Linked DNA regions of Homo sapiens: region 1 is linked to region 2. Evidence: chromatin loops called from intact Hi-C (ENCODE). Cell type or tissue: ovary. All regions are shown on one strand. Links, peaks and the distances in the headings refer to the core of each region. The heading gives the core; the rest is flanking DNA. Region 1 overlaps SYN3 (synapsin III). Region 2 overlaps SYN3 (synapsin III).

What was found. Peaks named below come from ENCODE experiments on the same cell type or tissue, not always from the same donor. Only the 100,000 strongest peaks of a DNase experiment are listed, where the experiment ranks them.
Region 1: it touches region 2 in a loop (5-fold over the local background); 4 of 110 quality-filtered maps call a loop at or near these places.

What each region holds. Positions count from the first base shown.
Region 1 is chr22:32,674,816-32,687,563 of GRCh38, forward strand. All of the region lies in intron 6 of SYN3 (synapsin III), which reads right to left. Among named protein-coding and RNA genes, the nearest start is that of SYN3-AS1, 110 kb to the left of the region's middle. In ovary, for the core only: no CTCF peak of the experiment used is centred there; no DNase peak of the experiment used is centred there.
Region 2 is chr22:32,738,428-32,751,175 of GRCh38, forward strand. The region is part of intron 6 of SYN3 (synapsin III); the gene reads right to left. Among named protein-coding and RNA genes, the nearest start is that of TIMP3, 57 kb to the right of the region's middle. In ovary, for the core only: no CTCF peak of the experiment used is centred there; a DNase peak (open chromatin) is centred at 7,096.

The sequences.
Region 1 (12,748 bases), core at 2,707-10,706, 63 kb before region 2:
TATCATCACTAGCTTAGATTGATACGTTAACGTGTACCAGACACCAAAACTTGCAGGCGCTTTATATCCATTATCTCATCTAATCATCACAGAAACCCTATGGAGGAGATCCTGATATGATTATAGTTGGACTCATGCAGAAACTGAGACTCAGAGAGGTAACAGATGTACCCCTTGTCACACACCTCAGCTGTGCCGGGCCAAAGACTGAACAAAGTTCTGTCTGAATCTAAGGCCACTTTCCCTCTAGTCTGAGCTCTTGTTTCATGGAAGAAACAAATGTGGTTGAAACAGAAACTAAGGGTAGAGAGAAAACTCTGCAATGTCCCAGGAGGCCTCTAGGCTTGGTAAGAGTCCAAATGGGCCGGAGAACTTTCTTTGGCCCCTGACCTGGCTGGACAGTCAGCAGGAAGTATCATCTTGTGGGTTTGTTAATTTACCATCCACCTGCAAGCCTTGTCATATATCTTCCAGACCTGACAAAATACCCTCACCTAACACAACCCTGTCCCTGCTTAGTGTCTTTTCAAAACCACCACCAAATCTGAGAAGGGAGAGCCAGGAGCAGGTGCTTGCCACATCCTCTCCTGGAATCAGAGTGCAGCAACCTAGGGCTATTGTTCAGCTGCCTGGGACATGGCATCTTAGGTTGGGGTGATTCTGGAGACACTGGGAGAACAGCTGGCATCTGGTGTGCTGGGCTGATGCTGGAGACGTTATTAAAAAGTGCCTCCTGCAACTCTGCACCCCACCCCAGCCCCAGAGTAACACGTTTCTTCTCTTTCACCCAAGGGTACCCTCTAGAGAGATGAGTCACTGCTCTGGGGGAAGGAAGTTACTATGGAATCTGAAATCAAAGGTGCCACTTTTCTGATTATTAAGCTAAAAGCCAGCTAAGCTGCATGAAGGCTGACAGATTCAGTTGCCTGCTTTTGTTGTTTTTCTTCTCACTGCAAACTTGATGAAAGTCTCCCTGAGCTAGCAAGTGGTGAGCGGGAGGCGAGATCACAGACAGGGACCCAGTGAGGGGGAAGAATTTCCCCTTTGCCCTAGGAGCCCCATGATGGCCAGAAACCTAATCAGAGCCCAGGTGTCCTGCTGGTTGTTGTTGCATGAGGACCACAGGTGAACTGGAGGAAATATCTGTCTTGAAGACATTGTTCAGCTCTCATCCAAACTGTCATTGTGTGGTCAATCCCCTATCCAGTGGTCCAGAGCACTCTTCCAGCCCCAGGATGAACTCTGAGGATGAAGACTACCTGAAAGGTATCTCAGATGATACTGGCCCAAGATCTCCCCTGAGGAGCCCTCCCAGCCCCTGCCCTTGAGCACGCATATTGAAAGAAATACTGTCTTTCATCAAGCCTCCTGCCTTCACAGTGTGTCCACTTGCAGAGAAGTTCTGGGTGATGTCCACAATGCTGGTTCATTAAGGCGTATCCCAGGGCTGGAAGCCAGTCATCTCATCAGGGAAGGGCCTGGGTATTTGGAAGGAGCTGGGCAGAGGCAACAGGTCCCAGACAGCTTGGCACCAGCAAGATTTATCTGGGCATTTGTCAGAACTGCCAGCTTGTCCTAGGGAGTTTCCCTATCTGCAGAAGCCCGGAGGTGTGTGGACAGGGCCCTGTGCCAGTGCAAAGTCTCAGTGTAGCCTCCTTCTCCAGACAAACACCAATCATAACAGCTTCCATTTTCTTTCTTTTCTTTTCTTTCTTTTTTTTTTTTTTTTTTTTTTTTTTTTTGACAGAGTCTCGCTCCGTTGCCCAGGCTGGAATGCAGTGGCACGATCTTGGCTCATGCAAACTCCACCTCCTGGGTTCACGCCATTCTCCTGCCTTAGCCCCCCGAGTAGCTGGGACTACAGGCACCCACCACCACTCCCGGTTAATTTTTTGTTTTTTTTTTTTTTAGTAGAGACGGGGTTTCACCGTGTTAGCCAGGATGGTCTCAATCTCTTGATCTTGTGATCTGCCCACCTCGGCCTCCCAAAGTGCTGGGATTACAGGCGTGAGCCACTGTGCCCAGCCAACAGCTTCCATTTTCAAATGGCACCCACGTGACAGGCCTTGTGCGGCCAGCTCTACATGATGTCATCACATCCTTCTGAGAACCATGCACACTTGGGAATTATTCTTCCCCTTTACAGGTGAGAAAACAAAGCTCAGAGGCTGGTGACAGAACCACGACAATTTGAAGTCTAATCAGTATGGTTTCAAAGCTCAAATTCTTTGCAATTAAACTCAACACATACATATTGGACATACATGTTGTGGCAGACGCAATGCTAGACTCAGGGGCTTCAGAGATGGATAACGCTGTTCCTATCCTGGAGGAGCTTACCAGAAGCTTTGACATACCCCTGAAAATGCTCTAGCACCTGGGATTAAGGAGGCTTAGAGGAAGGAGGAATTCACTCTTTCTGGGTAATCGGTGATGAGTTTTTCAGAAGCAGTGATCCTCTATCCAGCTTTCGAGGAGTGTGCCAGGGGAAGAAGACCCTTCCAAATGCGCTAGTATGTAACACATCTGTACTAGGATGTTTACTGTACCATTGTTCATGGAAGACTGCAGGGCAGTGTGCATACCATAAATCCTCATTGGTAGGGGACTGGTGGAATAAATTGTGGCTCAATCACATCAAAGAATATTTTGAAACCATTGAAAGAAACAAATTAGAGTCATATCAAAATGACACAAGATTGACTGGGCGCGGTGGCTCATGCCTGTAATCCCAGCACTTTGGGAGGCCAAGGCGGGTGGAACATGAGGTCAGGAGATCGAGATCATTCTGGCTAACACGGTGAAACTCCATCTCTACTAAAAATACAAAAAAAAATTAGCCGGTCGTGGTGGCGGGCGCCTGTAGTCCCACCTACTCGGGAGGCTGAGGCAGGAGAATGGCATGAACCTGGGAGGTTGAGCTTGCAGTGAGCCGACATCGCACCACTGCACTCCAGCCTGGGCGACAGAGCAAGACTCCTTCTCGGAAAAAAAAAATAATCATAATAAAATAAAAAAAGACACAAGATTGAGTGAAAAGCAAGCTGGAGAGAAGTGTGTGTGTGTGTACACAGATAGGCATGTATGTTGATAGGAATTCAGAGCAAGGGATTCCCTGCAGAAGACACAGCATGGTCAAAGGTAAGGAGATGTAAATAATGTCTAGGGAACTACAAAGAGCTCAGTTCTGCTGGAGTGTCATGAGGAAGGTGAGGCCTCAGAGGGAGGCAGGAAGTTCCCAGGAGCTGAATAGTAGGTGTGGTTGGAATGAGAGTTTGATTTGGCAATTGGATAGGCATCTTTAGGAACTGGCCCAATCTGGGGAGATTCGTGGCTGAATTCAGGCTGGGATTGGGTGTTGTAATGGTCACAGCCTTACAGAAAAGGTGGAAATGAATTTGACTCTAGAATGGAAGTCCAGTCAATGGAGTGAAGCAGAACATTGGACAGGAGAATCCAGGCACCTGCGGCCCAGTCCAGTCTAGCACAAACTCACTGTGGGCTCTCAGATGTCCCTTTTCCTTTCTGAATCTCTCCTGTCTATTCCCACTTCTCTCCAAATGTGTGATGTCAGATCACACAGAACGCCCCAGCCACATCCAGGCAAGGTCCCTCAACAATTAGTCCAGGCAGGACAACAAACTCTAACCACATATCTGTCCCCACAGCTTCACTGAAAGTACTCTTACTAAGATCATCCTTGTCGTTGAAAGACCTTCCTCCTCCTCCTCCTCCTTCATCCTCCTCCTCCTTCCTCCTCCTCTCCTCCTCCTTCTTCTCCTTCTTCTCCTTCTTTCTTCCTCTTCTTCCTCTTCCTCTTTTTCTCCTTCTCCTTCTCCATCTCCTCTTCTTCCTCCTCCTCCTCCTCTTTCTTCTTTCATCAGAAGCATTTGACTAAGGAGCCATCCTCTCCTTTGCAAAACACTATTCATCTCAGCTTGTGTGACAGGACAACTCTTATGGTTTTTCTTCTCTTCCTTCATATTCTTTGCTGGCTCTTCTTTTTTAAACTCTGAAATTTAACTGCTACTCTATTTCTTTGACTATTTTAGATGCCTCATATAAGGGGAATCATGTAGTGTTTGTCTTTCTGTAGCTGACTTATTTCACCTAGCATAATGTCTTCCAGATCCATCCATGTTGTAACAAATATCAGGATTTTTTCTTTTTTTAAGGCTAAATAATATTCCATTGTATGAGCAGAAGACATTTTCTTTTTTCTTTGTTTCTTTCTTTTTTTTTTTTTTTTTTTTTTGAGATGGAGTCTCGATCTGTCACCCAGGCTGGAGTGCAGTGGTGCGATCTTGGCTCACTGCAACCTCCGCCTCCCAAATTCAAGTGATTCTCCTGCCTCAGCCTCCCGAGTAGCTGGGACTACAGGCACCCACAACCACATCCAGCTAATTTTTGTATTTTTAGTAGAGACAGGGTTTCACCATGTTGGCCAGGATGGTCTCGATCTCTTGACCTCATGATCCACCCATCTCGGTCTCCCAAAGTGTTGAGATTACAGGCATGAGCACCGCGCCTGGCAATACCACATTTTCTTTATCCATTCATCTGTCGATGGACTTTTGTGTTGCTTCCATATTTTGGCTATTACGAATAATGCTGCAATGAACATGAGAGTGAAGGTATCTCTTTGAGATCCTGATCTCAATTCTTTTGGATATATATCCAGAAGAGGGATTGATGGATCATACGGTAGTTCTACTTTTATTTTTTTAAGGAACTTCCATACTGTCTTCTGTAGCAGCTGCACCATTTTACATTCCTACCAACAGTGTGTAAGTATTTTAATTTTTCCATAGCTTCATCAACACTTTTGTTTTTAATAACAGCCATCCTAACATCCTAACAGGTGTGAGGTGATATCTCAGTGTGGTTTTGATTTTTGTTTCCTAATGATTAGCCATGTTCAGCATCTTTTCATATATCTGTTAGCCATTTGTATGTCTTCTTTGGAGAAATATCTATTCAAGGTTTTTGCCCACTTTAAAACTGGGTGAGGTTTGTTTTTTGGCTTTTTTTTTTTTTTTTTTTGCTATTGAGTTTTAGGAATTCCTTATATATTTTGGAAATTTATCCCTTACAGCTTCCACAGTAGTTTTCTTCATGCTTATTTTACTAAATTACCTTGATTATTTACCTTGTCTATATCTTTCTTCTCTGTTTCTCCCACTAGAATATAAACTCCATGAGGGCAGAGCCTAGTCTGCTTTATTTATGTCCTCAGCACCTCAATGCCTGACATGTAATAGAGGTTCAGGTAATATTCTGTAATCGAATGAATAAATAATTATTGATTTCTACTTCTAAAAGTCCTTCTTTATTTACTTCTAAACTACAGCTCGCCATGGTGCCTTGGATAAATCTCTCATTCTAGCCACATCCTCAGATATTCTCTTTCCTTTTCTGTGGCTCCAGCTCAAATTCAATTTTCTCCATGTGGTCTCCTTTGACTTTTTATGGCAGAATTATGCACTCCCTTCTCTGTGCTCCCATACCCTTTGCCTCTGCCTGAATTCATGCACTTGTTTAATTCTACTTGATAGTACTGTTTGTTTTTCCCTTGTTTGTCTTCCCCAGAAGACTGTCAACTCTTTGAGGACAGAGGTCATGCTCTAATTTTGTCTGTATTCCACAGCATCTAGTTCAGTGTGTTTTTCAAATCAAGACACCTTGTTGAATGGGATGGGATCTGGCTGACAGCACTCTCACACCGTTGCTTGCACAGACTGGCCAACTGGTTTACCTGGTTTGCCCAACAAAGCCTCCTTAGATCTAGGTTGACTCCCTGTTCCAGAAGGCAATCCTGTGTACTCAACTTGCTAGTAGGTTTCATCCTTTGGATTCAGAATTTCCTATTTGTTCAGAGTTGTAAATTTCAGTGCCAAGCTACAAGTCCAACTCCATTCATTATCCTCTCTTTTATGTTCATGGCATATTTCAAAGTCAACATCTAAAGTCAAAAATCAAAGGATTTCCAAACTTAGTTTTTCCTCTCTCTTGAGGTTCCTTCCATATATCTAGGCTATTGCTAACATCAAATGTCCCAGCTCCAGAAATGCAGGCTGGGCTGACTTTTTTCTATGCTCTAGAAGAAAGCTGTGAAACTCAGCAAGATGTGATTCCTCCCCTTCTCCACATATCTTCACTTGTTAAATTCTACTTCTTATTTAAAGCTCAGCACAATCAATCTTTTCTATGTTTCACATATCACTTGCCATGATAAGGGAGGTGGGAGCTTGCCTGGCAGGCTCAAGGAATGGCAAGAAGGGTGATGTAGCTTGGTGAAGTGAGGGAGGAGAGAGTATGGGAGATGAGGTGGCAGAGTCGACAGGGGTTGCAGAGGGTGTAGAGAAGTGGTTCTCAACCAGGGGGCCATTTTGACCTCCAGGGATATTTGGCAACGTCTGGAGACATTTTTGGTTGTTACAACTTGGGAGTGGGGGGTGGGATGCTACTGGCATCGAGTTAGTAGACAAAGGTCAGGGATAGTGCCAAATGGCTTGCCTGGCAGGTTTGAGGGTATAGAGGAATGGTTCTCAACCAGGGGCCATTTTGGCCCCAGGGGATATTTGGCAATGTCTGGATATTTACCTTGTGCCTGGATTTGTTCTAGATACACTTTCACCTACATGTCCTCTAATCTTCTCAACAGCCATGGAACACACATATGATCCCATTTACCATATGAGAAAACCACGACTCAGAGAGGCTGAGGTTCCTGGTCAGTATGTGACCAGGGCAAGACTGGACTTCAGCTCACCTGACCAGGAAGACAGTGCTTTCTCCACCCTATTTGGCTGTTGCAGCTGCTGACTCAATCCACCATTCACAATAGTACCTCACTTTATTCAACAAATATTTTGCAAACACTTCCTATGCACCAGGCAGTGTTCTAAGCACTCAGAACACATTAGTGGATATAGCAAACAAAAGCCCATGAAGGCATGTAGATAGTTATATTCTAGTTGTGGGAGACATACTAAAAACGATCAATAGATAAAACAAGTTATGAAGTACTAGAAAGTAAAAAGAGGTATGAAATGAACTGCAGGGCAAGTGGGATAGAGAGTCCTGGAGGTATGGGATGGTGGACACAATTTCAAATACAGCTGTCACGAAGCCACATTATGATGGTGATGTTTGAGCCGAGACTTAGCAGAGGTAAGAGAGTTAGTCATGTGGGATTGGGGAAAGACGATGTAGCTTGGTGAAGTGAGGGAGGAGAGGGCACGGGAGATGAGGGGCAGCAGGGGTTGCAGAGGGTGGAGAGGAGTGGTTCTCAACCAGGGGCCATTCTGACCCCAGGGGATATGGGCAATGTCTGGAGACATTTTTGGTTGTCACAACTTGGGAGTGGGGGTGGGATGCTACTGGCCTCTAGTAGGCAAAGGTCAGGGATTCTGCAAAACATCCTACAATGCACAAGTCTGCCCCCACAAAATAGAATTATCCAGCTCCAAATATCAATCGTGTAGAGACTGAGAGACTGGTTGAGAGCCAAGATCTTTTGAGGATCTTGAACAGAGGAGTGACATGATTTGACTTACATTTTGCAAGATGCCTCTGGCTGCTGTATTGAGAATAGACTATAAGGATAAGGGCAAGGGAGGAAGCAGGGACACCAGTCTGGAGATTACTGCAGTCACCCAGGAATTAGATGTAGGACGACTCATCCCCTTCTAGGGTGGAAGGCCCTGGAAGCCAGGGAGGAAGGGCAGTAGCATTTACGGAGCACCCAGAGGGTGCTAGGCTTTCATATACATTATCTCTTTAGACCCCATCTGATCTTTATTAGTCCCAGCACTTGGATTGGAGTTAAGTTGTTTAAGTAGTTTGACATCGCTGGATGTAAATGAGGCTTTGAGTAGAAAGAAGAGAAGGTTTTTATTGCACAGCGTTTGACGAATCAGTATTTATTCTGGGTGATGTTATTTTTCACCAATAGGGTGGATGCCTGGACTGCAGGTAGGCACATGCCCTTGTAAAGGCACACGAAGAAACTCTTGGAGAAGCCCAGACAGAGCTCTCCTGTGGTACCCATGTGTTATCATTTAGCAGATATGCCCTTGGAAGGTGCCTTGGTGAGGCTAGCTGTGACACATTCCGTTAAGAATAAACATTTGCATAGGGCACCTGAAGCCAGGCACCTGTGGCCACTTTTCCTGGAAGAGCCAAGCTCTTGAAAATATCTACATTAGGGTCTTTCCTCCAAGAACTGGAAGGTCATCCATGCAAGAGTGGACAAATAGGTGTGATGCGGGTTGCAGAGGAGCAAGAAGCTCAGCCAATAAAATGCCAGATGGTGACTCACAGCAAGTGATGATGGAGTGAGCTTGTTTGTGTCATGCCAGTGAAATAATTCATGACCATATCAATGGTGTGGTCCTGCTCTTTCTTCTGCGGAGGGGAGCGGGGTGGGGGGCAGTGCAGGAGATGATGTTGATGACATTTTCTGCCTCTTAATTGCCTTCCCCCTTCCTGGGGTAGGTGATCAGGCTGACCAAACCCCTCCTCCTTAGAACTCTCTCCTCTCTAGGCTTCCATGGCCATACTTTTTATGCCCTCAGCTCCTTCCTGGTGCCATTTCTTCTGCCTGGAATGCTTGTTTCTTAGGGCTCCTGTAGCTCTGCTTCACAGATCGGGTGGTTTAAAAACAGCAGAAATGTATTCTCGCAGTTCTGGAGGCTGGAAGTCTGAAATAAGTAGGGGCTTCCTCTTCCTAGCTTCTGGTGGTTGATGGCAATCTTTGGCGTTCCTTGGCTTACAGCTGTGTCACTCCAGTCTCTGCCTCTGTCACCACATGGTGATCCCGTGTGTTTCTATTTTCACATGGCCGTCTTCTATAAGGACAACAGTGATATTGTGGTGACATCTATAAGATGTCTTCATGCTGGTCCTAATGCTCAGTACTTCAGAAGGAAGTATTTACTTGGAAATAGTGTCCTTGCAGATGTCATTGTCCTTACCTTTTTTATGTGTGTTGGGGGGAATACAATTTAACCCATAACAATACCCTTCTCTACTTTCCCCTCATAGTCTAGAAGTACACTAGCAAGCAAGCTAACACTGCAGTTTCTGGGAGAATTCTTAGGTTCTCTTGCTACTGGGGCCCTCACTGAATGGATGGATGCAAGTCTCTTCAGATTGTTGTTTTGCTGCATTCGTGGACTTTTGGTCCACTAGTATTCATTCCTAAAAGGAACAATTCCTATCCCACCCATGTGATCCCAATTGAGCATCAAATATGATGCATAGATTCCCAAACAACAGTGGTTAATCAGAGTGCTGCATCCCTCCCAGGAACAATGATTGATCCAGTGGGGGAACATGACCCAAGAAGGGACGATCACAGTTCTTCTGTGAAATACTGAAATAAGGCGTTAGGAGAGTGAGTCTTCCTTTCTTTTGAACACAGTTGGAGCTTGCAGAAGCCTTCTTGTCTACCACATAAAGTGATCTAATCTAAATAATGAAGCAGGAACAAGCAGAGCAGAGAGAGGAGACAGAGATAGAGCCCTGATGACATCATTTCAGGTCCTAGATCCAGCTGTGCCTGAAGCCATTGGCCCTGGAATTCTAAGAAACAAAAACAATGACTTTCCTTTTTCTCTTAACTACTTGGAGTTGGGTTTTTTCTTATTTCATTTGAAGGAGTTTATTAATTCAGCTGCCTTCCACCATCACCAAGCTCTTTTCTAAAACAGCAACCACATCATTGTCAAACATTGCATTAACACTAACTCTTTACAATGCAAGGCACTCTACAGAGCAATTTCTTGCACTTGAAAGCATTGAATTAGGATTCCCCTTGCTGAACTCTGAGCCCTCAAGCACACCATGCATTTGGCAAAATGCCTTGGATGTTTTTTACATTCATGGCTTTTTAACTGTCACTGCTACACGTTCATGAAAAGGGGCTCATAATGCAATAAAGAGAGCTCTAAAACAGATGTCAGAAAATGTGGGTTCAAGTTCCGGCTCTTCCAATTACTAGCAGTGTGACCGTCAAAAAGTTACTTGGTTTCTCTGAGCCCCAATTTCTCTATCAGTGTAACAGGCACACTCATTTCCTGCCCTATCTAATTCTCAAGATTGTTGGGAGGACGAAATGAGATAAAGTAGGAATTGGCAAACTGTGGCTCATGGGCCAAATATGGTCCACTGCCTCTTTTTTTATAAACCAAGTTTTATTGGGACACAGCCATGCCCCATTGTTTATATATGGCTACATTCCTTTCACACTACAGCAGCGGAGCCAGGTGACAGACTTTATGGCCGGCAAGCAGAAAAGTAACATTATGTCAAGGGCATTTTCCCATTCTATTTACTGTCTGGACTTTACAGAAGAACTTTGACAATTCCTGCTCTACAAACACAAGGTAGGGTTTCTGTTGACAGCAGGGTTTCCTCAGGTGATTCCTATATCCCTACCTGGAAAACTTCTTCAAGGAGTTTTTCTAAAGTGATAACATCCCAAAATTAGCAAGATGAATGATGAAAGTGAGAACAAACTTTCTGGAGGGCAATTTGACAACACTTCGAAAGCCTCAGAAATATAGTCATGTGCCACATAACGACACTGTAGTCAGTGATGAACCGCATATACAACAGTGGTCCCACAAGATTGTAATGGAGCTGCCCTATACAGGTGTACCACTTCTTATCTTGTGGCCATATTTTTACTGTACCTTTTCTATGTTTAGATACACAAATACCAATGTGGTACCACTGCCTGCAGTATTCAGTAGTACATAGCATGCTGCATAGGTTTGTAGCCTGGAAGTAACAGGCTGTATCATCTAGCCTAGGTGTGTAGTAGGCTAGACTATCCAGGTTTGTGTAAGTGCGCTCTGTGATGTTCACATAATGACGAAATTGGCTAATGATGCATTGCTCAGGACATAACCCAGTCATTAACTGATGCAATACTGTATAACATTCGCCTTGACCTCATCATCCCATTTCTAAGAAGTTGTCTTAAGAAATAATCAGAGTTGAGATGTATCTACAAATTTAAGAAATGATGGTGGAATAATTGCTTAAATTATTCAGCAAATTATATAGTCTTTCCAAATTATGTTTCCAAAGAATTTTTAATAGGATGGGAAAATGTGCCTGTTATAGTATTAGTGAGAAAAAAGTCATTAAAAAACACATTTAATATGATCCCAATTTTATCAAGCAAAACTAGCAGGAAACACACCCCAATTTCATGGCGATTTTCTCTGGGTATTGGAATTACAAGAGGCTTTTATAATGTTAATTTTTATTTTTCTTGTTCTTTTTTATTTCTTTTTAATCTGAAAAGGAATAATTTAGCGAATATGGGTTGGATAAGCTTGAGAAATAACTGATGATTTGAGTTACTCTCTTATCATTATATAGAAAAAGGGTATTATCCTCAACAGGTGTCATGTGGGGCATGTGGGTGAGTGGAAGGGGATGAGGGTCCTGGAGCAGGAGGAGAGTCTGTATCCTGCAGTGACAGCTGCCACTCAACTCTGCCGACCATCGCCATGTGGGGATCTGACGTAGACTGAGTGTTGTACATCTTCTACATCTCCTTTTTTTTTTTTTTCAAGAAAAGTCAGAGATTTAGATTGCTATGGGGATTTACCACACTGATATGTGTGGGTCAAATAAACCACTCCATGCCTCCTGAATCCAGCTTCCCAAGTCACCCATTTGAAATGCCTGCTCTAGAGCCATTGAGTTTGGTGCTGAAAGGAGAGCTACAGATTTTCCAGTCCAGCTGCTCCTCCATTTTTTTTTTTTTTTTTTTTTTTTGAGACAGTCTCGCTCTGCTGCATCTGGGCTGGAGTGCAGTGGCATGATCTCGGCTCACTGCAACCTCCACTCCCGGGTTCAAGTGATTCTCCTACCTCAGTCTCCAAAGTAGCTGGGATTACAGGCGCCCACCACCACGTCCATCTAATTTTTTGTATTTTTAGTACAGATGGTGTTTCACCATTGGCCAGGCTGGTCTTGAACTCCTGACCTCAGGTGATCCGCCTGCCTCAGGATCCCAAAGTGCTGGGATTACAGGCGTGAACCACTGCACCTGGCCCAGCCGCTCCATTTGATTTTGATGTTATGAAATGCCTTATCCAGAGTCACACAACTAAATATCAGCAGAGCTGGAAGTGGAGCAAAGAGGAGTTGTTGCTTCTCAGACCAGAACTGACCATTGCAGTGCCATCACCTCTCCCCTCCTATAGCTTTCTCCATCTCAGAAAACTGGTGCCAGCACTGCCCCAGGTGCCCAGGCTGAGTGTTCTCCTTGGTACTTATCAAACATGAATACCCAGTAGGTCTTGTTTTTATTTATTTATTTATTTTTATTTTTATTTTCTGAGACGGAATTCTCGCTCTGCCGCCCAGGTGGAGTGCAATGGTGCAATCTCGGCTCACTGCAATCTCTGTCTCCTAGGTTCAAGCAATTCTCCTGCCTCAGCCTGCCGAGTAGCTGGGATTACAAGCGCTCACCACCACGCCCGGCTAATTTTCTGTATTTTTAGTAGAGACAGGGTTTCACCATGTTCGCCAGGCTAGTCTTGAACTCCTGACCTCAAGTGATCTGCCCACCTTGATCTCCCAAAGTGCTGGGATTACAGGCATGAGCACCACGCCCGGCCGGTCTCCCTTTTAAATATACCTTGCCTTCATCCTGTTTCCCTCTCTTTCCATTGCTGCCCGCTAAGTCTAAGCCCCCATTACCTCTTGCCAGGCCCATTGC
Region 2 (12,748 bases), core at 2,321-10,320:
CCTTCCCTCTCCCCACTGGCAAATGCAAAGCGCCAAGATGAAGCTCCTGCTGCATGACTCTGAATTTGAAGAAAGTGCTTCCTGATATCTGATTTCCTGTAAAAATGAATCCCTTCCAGTTATTCCCTGTTGGCTTCCTGTTGTTCTTAGGAATGACATCCTGGGCTCCCACTTGAAGTTCACAGGCAGGGGTAGGTTTTGGTGGAGGGGATGTGTGAACCAAGTATTAATGCATGAGTAGGAATTTGCCAGCCAGAGAAGGGAAAACAGAACATTCCAGAATAAAAGAACAGCAGGCAAAGACATGGGATTATCAGAAGAGAGGAGTTAGCATTTTAAAAAATGATCATTAAAAGCTCAGTGTAGCTGAAACACAAAGTGTGTGACAGAGATCAGGCTGGAGACTTAGGTGGTGAGGGAGGCCCTCCTGGACCAGCAGAGTCTGGGACCTCCCAGGTGAGTGGGTCTAATCCTGCATTCAGGTAGGAGCCCACTCACCTGCAGATATAAGCTGAATATTCCAGCCTAACTTTTCTTATGTAATAAAGGTGATATTTTCTTTCCCATCTGCTCATTCTTTTTTCTTATTTCTTAATTGGTTTGAAATTTTGGCAGGAAAGAGGGGATGTTACTTATTGTGTCTGATATGGGTTTGGCTGTGTCCCAATCCAAATGTCATCTTGAATTATAGATCCCATAATTCCCATGTGTTGTGGAAGAGACCTGGTGGGAGATAATTGAATCACAGGGGGGGGGCGGTTTCCCCCATACTGTTCTCGTGATAGTAAATAAGTCTCATGAGATCTGATGATTTTAGAAGGGGTTTCCCCTTTCACTTGGCTCTCATTCTCTCTCTTGTCTGCCACCATGTAAGATGTGCCTTTTGCCTTCCGCCATGATTGTGAGGCCTCCCCAGCCACATGGAACTGTGAGTCCATTAAACCCCCCCTTTTTTTTTTTTTTATAAATTACCCAGTCTCGGGTATGTCTTTATCAGCAGTGTGAAAATGAAGTAATACAGTGTCCCTTCAAAGTCCCCAGCAGTGGCTACTACCTTCAACTCCATTTCACAGATGAGGAAACTGAGGCTCAGAGCACTGAAGTTACTTTAATCTGGTTGTATCCATTACTGATATCTACCTGGTCCACACAGGTGTGGCTGTACCAGCTGTTAAAATGTTCAGATATTGTGTGTTGGTTGAGAATTAGCTGCTTCCCTGATCCCCCACCTCCACCTCTACCCCATGATCCAAAAACCAAAAGGATAACATCAGGCACAGCAGGGGCTTTTTTACTGTGCTCCAAAGCTGTAATTGACTAGTTAGTTCCTGAACCATGTCATTTGTTAAATATTTTGAGTATTACCCCTAGTTACATGGCTGATGGATGCCAACATTAGTTTGAGCCCATGTGTAGCTGGCTCTAATGCCAGTGCTCTTTTCATGCTATGAGCCACGTCAAGCCCAGAACAAGTGAAGAATAGTCCTGCTGCACCCCCTACACATGTCGGACCACTATGAAGTCTCGGGTTCAACTTTGGAAGACATACATTGAGAAAGATGCTAAATCCCTGGAATTGTCCAGAGGAGAGTGACAGAGGTAAAGAATGACTTGAAACCACATCATATAAGGAAATGCTGGCAGCATTAGGGATGTTAACCTGGTGAAGAGAAGATTCAGGGGACCTGAGAACTGTCTTCTAATATTTGAAGGGCAGGTGTGTGAAGAGGGTTAGACTCAAAATGGAACTTGCACCAACAGGTGTAATTAGCAGCCAATTTGGTGCTTGTTCATTCACTAGATAAATACTTTCTGGACAACTGTTCTGTGCAGGTGCTAAACTGGGCCCGAGAGGTGCAATGTGGAACATGAATAAGGAGCTGCCACTCACTGGGGAGATGGGCACATCAACAGATGATTACAGCACAAAAATGAGAGGTGCTGGAGAAGCTTGGGGAATGGAACCCTGAAACCCTTTGAGGGAACTGGTCACGCTCTTGGAGAATAAGAGTTTTGATCAGAATCTTAGAGAATGTGTAGGAGATTGCCAATCAGAGAAGGGAAGAGAGATGGAACAGCATATGCAAAATAGCAGAGTTGTAAAAGGATGCACAACATTTAAAAACAGGTGAGACGCAGAGTGTGGCTGGAATACCAGACTTGGGGGCAGAAATGCAGCTGGAAATTGCAGATGTCTTAGGAGTTTGGACATAACCCTGGGGTCAATGAGGAAAGACTGAAAGTTAACTAACAGGGAAATGATCTGATTGGGATGCTTTTGCAGGCTCAGATTTGAGTTCAGTTCAAGAAGACCTTTTCTTGAATTACAGCCATTCAGAGATGAGGTGGGCTGCCCAGGAGGTGGTGAGCTCTCTGCCACTGGAGGCATTCGAGAAGAGATGGGAGGGCTATTTTGAAGGGATGTTAGCCAACAGATCCCAGTATCCAAAGAAGGATCAAATGAGGTGATCTTGATGGTCCATTCCAACCTTGGGCTTCTCTGAGAACTGAAAATCGCAGTCCCGTGGGGGCTGCAGGCAATGGGGACAAAAGAAGGTTTGAGGCACAGTAGGGTGGGCACTGTAGATAAATGTTACCATTTAGGCTTTGGCTTAATTTTATTTCCAGATGGCTGAGAAAAGGGAGACACTGGATCAGGGCATGAGGAACAGGTTCCAAATGTCTTCCCCCAAAACACTGGGAGATGCAGAGTTGACAATAATAGGCTGGTACTTACAGACATGAGCACTGTTCTTAGCATTTTACATTGGTCAACTCATTTAATCCACATGCAGCCACACACAGTAATATTATTATCTTTATTTTACAGACGAGGGAACTGAGGCACACAGAGGTAAGCAACTTGCCTAAGGTGCCAAAGCTGGGATTCAGACCCAAGCATTCTGGCTCTAGAGCCCAATTTTTTTTTTTTTTTTTTTTTTTTTTGAGACAGAGTCTTGCTCTGCCGCCCAGTCTGGAGTGCAGTGGCGTGATCTCAGCTCACTGCAAGCTCTGCCTCCTGGGTTCACACCATTCTCCTGCCTCAGCCTCCTGAGTAGCTGGGACTACAGGCGCCTGCCACCACGTCCGGCTAATTTTTTGTATTTTTAGTAGAGACGGGGTTTCACTGTGTTAGTCAGGATGGTCTCGATCTCCTGACCTCGTGATCCGCCTGCCTCGGCCTCCCAAAGTGCTGGGATTACATGCGTGAGCCATCGTGCTTGCCCTCTAAAGCCCAATTCTTAAACACGATACCATACCAATCTGTGCCTTTCCTCATAGGACAAGCTCTAAGAATTAGTAGAAACCTTTGTCAATAGCGAAATTAGTGGGAGACAGTGTTCACTTTATAGATCAGTTTCTCATAGGGTCTCTTTAACTAGTATCTTCCCAAACATCTATTATTAATCAGATTACAGTCAAATGTCCCAAGCCAAAGGGTTCCAAACTCTTCCTCTTAACTAAGATAAGGCAAAGAGGAAATTAGTTATTTGACCCAAGTATTTACCTTTCTAGTTTAACACTTTCCATTTTTCCAGACAGGAAGTTAAAGCACCAAGCCCTGGCCGGGCGCGGTGGCTCACACCTGTAATCCCAGCACTTTGGGAGCCCGAGGCAGGCGGATCACGAGGTCAGGAGATCGAGACCATCCTGGCTAACACGGTAAAACCCCACCTCTACTAAAAAAATACAAAAAAATTAGCCGGGCATGGTGGCGGGCGCCTGTAGTCCCAGCTACTCAGGAGGCTGAGGCAGGAGAATGGCCTGAACCCGGGAAGCGGAGCTGGCAGTGAGCCAAGATCGCACCACTGCACTCCAGCCTGAGTGACAGAGTCCATCTCAAAGTAAATAAATAAATAAATAAATAAGTAAATAAATACAAAATAAAGCACCAAGCCCTTAGTCACACAGCCCAGAATGACTCCTAGGTCTCAGCTTGGATTCTTATAGGATCTCATGGAAATCTCTGGAAAAGAAGAGAACAGGACAGAAGACCTGGCTCAACACAGAGCTTCAATACTCGCTGGCTTGGCAGTGGAGGCAAGGAAAAGAATGGTTGGGAGAGGATGGGAAATGAAGGGAGGATCTTACACCAAGGACACTGCTGTTTGAATACCTAGTCTCTGCCAGGCACAGACATGTTCTTTCTCACTCTATAGACAAGGAAACAGAGGATCAGAGTAGAAAAGCAATTCAGCCAAGGTCACCCAGTGAGGAAGCACATGAGCTGGGATGTGAATTTAGCTCTGCCTGAGTCCAAAGCCCATATTCTTTCCATTTTATCCTACAGCCTTCCCATTTCACCTCCTTGGCCTTGTTTTCTCCTCAGCAACCAGAAGTCCACGTTATTAACAACTTTCCCCATTGTGCATAGTATGCTTTAAAATATTCCGTCTTATCACGCCATTAATAGCAACACTAGCAACAAAAACAGCTCACACGAATAGCTATAAGGTCCCTGGAACTGTTCTAAGCCTTTTATAAGTATTAGCTCATTAAATCCTCACTAAGACCCTATCACGTATGATGCCCTCCGTTTATAGGGAAGAAATCAGAGAAAGTAAGTAACTTACCCAAAGTAACATGGTGAATTGTCCATTCAATAATAGTGAATAATAACAAATCAATGAAAACCTTGAAGTAATTGAAGACTGCTCCAATTACCAATCAAGTGATCAATATGAGATAATCAGCATTTTTTTAACACTAGCTATTTCAGTTACCCCCTGAGTGAGTATAAATGTATGATTCATATGTGGCTTTGGGAAATCTAGGAAGTTGCCAGTGGATGCCTAAGCCCTGGTGGGGAAGGGGGCGGCCTTGTGAGATGTCACAGTCATCTGATGCCTAGTATCCCAGCTCCAATTCTGAACATTCAATGTCTCACCAGCAGAACGGAAATAAAGGAACAACCCTTGGCTGGCTTCTGCAGACAATTCTGGGCCATCCTGGTGCCCCGAGCCAGCTAGTGGCCTAGAATCCCTTCTAACCAGGGGCAGTGGACACAGAGGAAGGAAAGAAAGGTTGGAGACAGAGGAGAGGGAGGGAGCATTAGGGAGAGAGAGAGGTGGAGGAGACGCTGAAGGCTGAGACAACCGTCCATGCTGCCTGCTGCCCACCTGCTTGGGAAGAGGTAAGTCTTGGGAAGAGGTAAGTTCTAGCAATTTCACCAGCCACTTGCCCACCTGAGCTAGATAGGGTGGGTGGTCAGTATCCTTGGGGCTCAGGTGACAGTTGTCTTTAGCTGCCTCTCCCCTTGGACTCTAATTTGCACAGATGAGCTTGAAGGCCCGCCTGGGAGGTCAACATCTCCTCCCTCTCCTGTTCCTTCCCTCCTGGAGACTGGGCGGCCTGAGGCAACTGCAGAAGGCAATGAGTTGGTCTTCCTGGGGTCCAAGCCTCCTTTTGGGGGCCTCTTTTTCATCTTGGTGGCAACTGTTTCCCTCCAGAGGCTACAGGTGTCATGGAAAACCCAGCTCTGGACTCAAACAGACCTAGGTTTGAATCCTGACTCATCACTACTACCTGCGTGATCTTGAGCAAATGAATTTTCAGAGAGAATAAGAGGTACCACACCAGCCGGGTGGAGGGATTATTCATGAGATGATGACCCCTTTCGTGCCCAGGCCACCCCTTGCTCTCACTCCCCCTTCTCAGTGCAAACCTACTGTAGAGAGTGGCTTGTACATCAGTGCCCTCAGGAGTTAAGAGCAGATGCTACCTTCTCTGCATTTTGATAGAGAACAAACAACTCTATGAACGTGTTTACCAGAAGTTTAAGCAAATCTCTTTCCCTCGTTGGGGACTCATTTTTCCCTTCAAAATGTGGAAATGGATGGCAGACCTAGATGATTCCAGAAATTATTCTGAGTCTGAGAGACTGGGCACTCCCAGGAGCCCAGTCCAAGCTAAATTGTAATAGACAAATCACCAACGGGAAGCGATCTATGAGAGCCGTTCCCTGTTATTCCAGCTCTACTCATTAATGCCTGCTTCTTACCTAACAGTATGCTGGGTATCGAGTGAGCTAACAGGCCGTGTAATAATAGCTAAATGTCACCATTCCTGAGGGCCTAGTGTGCTAAGAAATTCATCTATTTAATCTTCAGAACCCAATCCTCTCCTTATCTTCATTTCACAGGTTAATAAGTAAGAGACGGTCAAATGCAAATTTGGGTCTAGTGGACCCTCAAGTCCATGCTTTCACCCAACATGCTACTGTGAGTGTCTCTCTCTTACCGCAGGACTCTGTCAACCCGGAGAAGCAGCTCACTGTGTCGGTAAGGAGACAGGATGTTGGGCAGAAACCCCGCTGAGAACTAACACCACCACCACCACCACCAAGGGCAAGCTCAGGAACAATGATGGTGTGGGCGATTGCCCACGCAGCAGGGTGGTCTGACAAGAGGGCAGACCCAGGCAGAAAAGACACACAGAGACCGGCAGGGAGCAGAGAGAGGAGAGTGGGAGAGCCGGGGAGTCGGGCTTGTCCAGGAAGACTTTCTGGAAGGTGAAGGAAGGAAAGCAATGTTTACGGGGCACCCAGCACTCTGTGCTAGGCATTTCAGAGAAGTGATTTCATTTATCAAAATGTTAGGATGGCTCTGTGAGGGAAGAAACGGCACTCTTCTGACGGGTTAGGAATGATGGGCTGGGAAAGGGAATCAGTGGTGCAGAAGTTCACTGCTAGGAACCAGGAGGAGCCAGGATTTGAATCCAGCCAGCAGGGATGAGGGTCTCTCTCTCTCTAAACTCTGCGCTCCCAGCACCCAGCTTCCCATCCAGAGCAGATGGAGAGCCTGGACTTTTGCTTTCACTGATATTGGCTCCTGTTCCCCATGCACACCCTCAGCTCCCCCAGCTTAAGTGGGTTGTGAAGTCACCGCCTGTCTTTCCTGCCAGCTGCTTCAGCCTCAGGCCGCACATCTGGAGGGTGGGACTCCACCCGTCTTCAAACCAGATGTTCGGGGGTGGAGGGGGTGGATGGCGGACTGTCACTGACCAATGCCTCCTGTTTGTCTCTTCTCTGGTAATCCTCTTTCCTTTCTTGTCCAGGGAATGTGCAGCTTTGGGCAGGGGCCTTGTCAGATTCCCTCAGTAGCTTCCCCCTCCCACTGCTCCGGGAACTGGTGACTGGAAACTCGGAGAGGTCTGCAAGACGCAGCCACTGCACGGCCCTGGGTTAGTCACAGCAAAGGTATTTGGCACCTCCAAGTACCTGCAGAGCCTTCCTGGGAGGGGAAGGGGAAGAGAGGAGACAGAGGCAGAGAGAGAAACGGACACGTACACCCAGATAGAGAGCAGAGAAAAACACAGAGGTGGGGAGAGAATAAGAGGCAGAAGGGAGAAAAAAGCAATATGGAGAAAGAAACGCAGACAGGAATAGAGGCAGAAAGCCAGGAAGAGAGCGAGGAGGACAGAGGCAGGATCAAAAGGCAGGAAAGAGAAGACGCTCCAGCCAGCGTGGTGCCGACCAGTCATTCCTGCTGCTTAGAAGGCAATTTTATAAAAGAAAAGAGGAGAGGACAAGGAAACAGTTACTCCTAAGTAATGAAATTGACTTTCCAGTTTGAAGTTGGATGTTGACTCAGGGCTCTTTGACTTTTGAAATCAATTTTTCAGTTTCATAGTCACCTCTTAAGAATTGTTGTCCAAACTCAGTTTCCTTATCTGTAAAACAAGTTAAGTGACGGTCAGTTCACAGAGTTGCTATGAGGACTGAGCGGGTTGCAGGAGCCCACATAGACTGTGAGATGCTGCACAAGGATCAGGTCCACGGTTGCAGCCTAAGGGGCAGAAGAAAAGGAGCTCCAAGAATCCCCCTTTGGGTTGACTTTTATGACCAGCTGGTGCCCTTTCCCAGACAGTTGGTCTGATTGGAAATGGATCCCCAAGAAGAAAACATTAATCTTCACATAAAAGATGCCCAATATTTTCAGTAGATCCAGCTGGGTAACCATGAGAAAGTCACTTCAGCTCTCTGGGTCTCTTTGAAATGACAGCTGGACTAAATAATATTTTAAAGCTACCTTTAGCTTAAAGCGTGGACAAACCCATGACCACAGGGATGAGGAGGTGCTAGTGTGGTGAAGGCTTCACCATGGGATGAAGGCTTTCATATTTGGATGTGACTGGGTGAGGGTTGGGCTCTTCTCAGATGTCCCTTCCTCCAGGAAGCCTTCTCTGATTCTTCCAGCACAGGTACAGTGTCTTCCTCTGGGCCCCCAGTCCAGTGCTACCCTAACATGTGTTATGGTTGTCTGTGAGATGACTGTTTCCTAACTGGACCATGAGCTCCTGAGGGCAGAGACTACCTTGTTCAGCCCCAGGTGCCCAGGGCCCAGGGCCTGGCATTTGCAGGTGGTCAGTGGATGCTTGTGGACTTGAATGGGACTGAATTGCCAGCCCACATTCTTTCCCATTAAGCCAGACATTTTCAAGGAGGAAGGGCTGGGGCCAGGCTTAGCCGCCGGAGGCTTTGGAAGCAACCTTTAGACAATTTGTGCTGTGCTCCAAATGCTTTCTGGGAGCCAACTGAGATTCCAGGGCAGCTGAGAGCCAAAAAGGGCGGGAGGTAGACTCCCTGGCTGGAGGGAGCCTGGGTGGGGTGGGGGACAAGAAAGGGGAACTACCTCAACACAATGGCTAGCATTTCTCCTGCATTTTCTACTTTACATAATATTTCCACAACACCATTTTGTTTGAGCCTCATGCGAATCCCAGGGCTAAGTAGAGCAGTTCAATAGCACGATTTTTCTTTTTCAGACAAGTCGGACAAGACTGAGAGAGGCGAAGTGACTTGCCAGAAGTCACACAGCCAGATTTGAAGTTGAATCTTGAATCCTCAGATTTCAGGTCCAGTGTTCTTCCAAGACCAAAAACAAAACAAAACAAAACAAATCAAAACAAAAAAATTGGGAGGTGATGTCCATGGGTCTGTGTTATTTTCCCATTCATTGGTAGCTTAATGAATTGTTCTGTCTTTCTCATCCCATCAATATTTAAAAATTACCACAATTGGGGCTGCTATTGATGGGACACCGGTAAAGTGCTTTGTTGTAAGTCCTTTATCAACATTATTATATTTAATCTGATCGATGACCCTATAAGACAAGTTCTATTACTAACCCTATTTTACAGATGAGGAAAGTGAGGCTCAGAAGGAATAAGGAACCAACTAAAAATCATAAAGCCAATGAGTAGCCTAGATTTGAACCCAAGATGTGAGACTCCAGAGTCTGAGCTCTGAACCACCCACCATGCTGCTAAGATTTAATTCTTTACACCAAAGCAATAACCACGCAGTGAGTGGGTTCCAGCGCCCAGCGATGAGCTCATGCACCAGTGTCAGTGGAGAGGCATGTTGTTGGCCTTGTGTCTCCAGACTTGGAGACTGACCTGTCCTGGGCCTGCCCTGTCCACTCATGCCTGATTCTTGCCTGGGCTTGGTCAGTACAGGTACACTGGCCACTATCTGCAAAGCTGGAGCAGCATAAAACTAATGATCCCAAGGGTGAAGCAAACAGAAGCCTTGCTCTTGGCAGCCTGAGCTCATCACCAAGAGTCCACCAGCCTGGACATGGCCTCGTGTCCTGGCATTGTGGAGCAGTGAAAAGAGCTTGGTGTTGGGGTCAAACAAAGCCAGGTTCCAATCCAGCTCCGAACCTTAGACGCTGGATGACCTTGGGAAAGGTAGATAATCTCACCAAACCTCAGTTTTCCCACTTGTAACAAGGGCCTAATATGAGTCTCATAATATAAGAATGAACTAGAACAACCTACCTGAGGTATCTTAATGCAGTGGCCAACAGATAGTAGATACTTATAATTCTTCATTCAAGAGAGGGTGGCCCAGGAGAAAGAGCATGGGATTTGGGGTCAGACAGATCTGGTTTCAAATGCTGGTTCTGCCAGCTGTAAGTTGTATAACTTTGTACAGACAGCAACCTCTCTGAGCTTCAGGTTCCTCATCAATAAAACAAGGTTGACAACAACTGCCTTAGAGAAAATGGCAAAACCAAGAAAGGGTGTCGGGGGCAAGGGTGTGATCAGAGTTCAGTGAAGAGTATCTTACATCAACAGTAAAAAGTTGATCTTCCCCTCTTCCTTTTCTTGGAGTGGAGCATGGGAGAATTCATTCATTATTTCATGCATCCAGCCAAAATTTAGAAACATTATCTGCCATGTAGATAAATAATGATGTAACTTGGAAGGTGGTTAGACTGAGCTGTTTGCTAAGTGCCCTTGCCAATCTGGGGACAGCGCAGTTGTGGGGAGATGGACTCAGGTCTTATCCTCGACCAGAACGAAGGTAGCCCCTAGAAGGTAGAAGGCATGGGGCCAACTACGATGGAACATTAGAAGCCCCTGGTCTCTGCCCCAGGTATCCCCAGTAACACCTGTGGCCTCTGTCTCCCTCGGCCTTCCTGAGCCAACCCATGGCACGGTTCTGGCTTAGCTAGTGACTAAAACTCCATTCTGGTGATACTTTTGGGTTCTGTTTCCTGGGTTTCCCTCTGGGGCTTATTGAAACTCTGGGACATTTTGCCCCCGCTCCCAATTCCCTCTCTGTTAATAGCTGACCCTGCTTGGCTGTGTTAATCCACTTGGGTAGCTGTAACACATTACCAAAGACTGAGGCACTCATAAACACAGTTTCTCACACTTTTACAGGCTAGGAAGTCCAATATTAAGGTGTTGGCAAATTTGGTGTCCAGGGAGGGTCCACTTTTCGGTTCATAGACGACTGTCTGCTCACTGTGTCCTCGAATGCCAAAAGCATCAGGGGATCTTTCTGGGGTCTTTTTTACAAAGGCATTAATCCCATTCATGAGGGCTCTGCCTTCATGACCTAATCACCTCCCAAAGCCCCCCCCCCACCCCAAAATACACACACAAATCCATTACCTCAAAGGTTAAGTTTCAACATATAGCCGTGCTCAGTGGCTCACACCTGTAATCCCAGCACTTTGGGAGGCCAAGGCGGGTGAATCGTGAGGTCAGGAGTTCAAGACCAGCCTGGCCAAGATGGTGAAACCCCGTCTCTACTAAAAACTACAAAAATTAGCCGGGCACGATGATGGGTGCCTGTAATACAAACTACTCGGGAGGCTGAGGCAGGAGAATTGCTTGAACCTGGGTGGCAGGGGTTGCAGTGAGCCAAGATCGCACCACTGCACTCCAGCCTGGGTGACAGAATGAGACTTCATCTCAACAACAACAACAACAACAAAAATTCAACATATACATTTTGTAGGGGGGACACAAACATTCAGTCTACGGCATTAGTCTTCTCTGAAGATCCCTGCTTTGCAGTGCTGTTGGTCTAAACTCTAACCCAGCCCTCTCTGGCAATGATAAATATTCATTTGGTAGAGACTGAACTGTGGTTGGAAGGAAGAGTGAGGAGAATAGTTCCAGGTCAAACTTAGCATGCCAAGCTCCTCTGGATGGTAATGAGTCAGGGCTAGATAGGGGTCTGTTTGAATGAGAGTCTGATGCCTTCCCTAAGTGCAGTAGGAGTCAGTGCCTACTAGTAGAGTTCAAGGCCATGAGCCAGGATTGAAGGAGGGTAGACGTAGGGTCAATATCAAGAGTGGTATCTTTTACAAATTCATTCTGTAAGCACCTACTAAGTGCCAGGTCCTGTTCTAGGTGCTAGAGACACGGTGGTGAATAAGATCGATGTGGTTGGAGACAGGCAACAGACACATAAATACATCACTATATTGTATGTTAGCTGGGAGATGAGCTACAGAGAAAAATAAATCAAGAGAAGGGGACAGAGAACGCCATGGGTTAGAATGGGTTCAAGTTTCAACAGTGCAGCCAGGGAAGCCCTCTATGAGAAAGCAGTATCTGAGTAGAAATCTGAACTAGGTGTGGGACGGAATCATATGAACATCTGGGAGAAGATTGTTTCAGGGCAAGGGCAAGGGCAATGGCCTCGAACTTGGAGCACACCTGTTGTGTTCAGACGACAGCCAGGGCTTCATATCTATTAGAGCTCTTATTGCCTAAACCCCTTCTGCATCATGGGGATGAGGTCTGAGAAATAACGGTGGTGTACAGGTGGCAGCGGGTGTAGATCATGTAGCACCTTGTCAGACATGGCAATGACTTAGACTCTTTGTGGGATGGGGCCACTGGATGGGGTGGAGTGCTAGAAGGGTGACCTACACTTTGCAGTGTCATCCTGCTCTGCTGAGAATATACTGAAACAGGGCAAGGGCAGAAACCAGAAAGCCAGCTAGAAGGTGGCTGCATCGAAGGGTGAGAGATGGTTGGATTCTGGAGGGATCTGGACCTTGGGATTACAGGGTTTGTTAACGGATTTGATTGGGTGTGAGGGTGGGTGGTGAGAGAAGGGGCAAGCAAGGAAGACTCCAAGGTTTGGGGTCTAAGGCACAGTTGCCTAAGGTAACTTGGATGGGAAAGGCTGAGGAAGGCACAGGTTTTGGGGTGGGGAGAAGATCAGGAGTTCAGTTCTGGAACTGTGAGGGTGAAGGCCCATCAGACATCCAGGGGAGACACCTCATAGCAGTCTCTGATATGTGAATCTGGAGCTGCGGGTTTTCAAACCATGACACCAGGTTAGAGCAACAAAGGAATGAAGGTGTGTGTGCAGGCAGGGAGAAAAAGAGGACCAGGAGCCCTGAGCCCAGCCCCCAGCCCCCAGCCCCCAGCCGGTGTTGAAGCTGAAGGGTAACCCAGTGACGCCAGGAGGGACGCTGGTGAGTGTGTCATC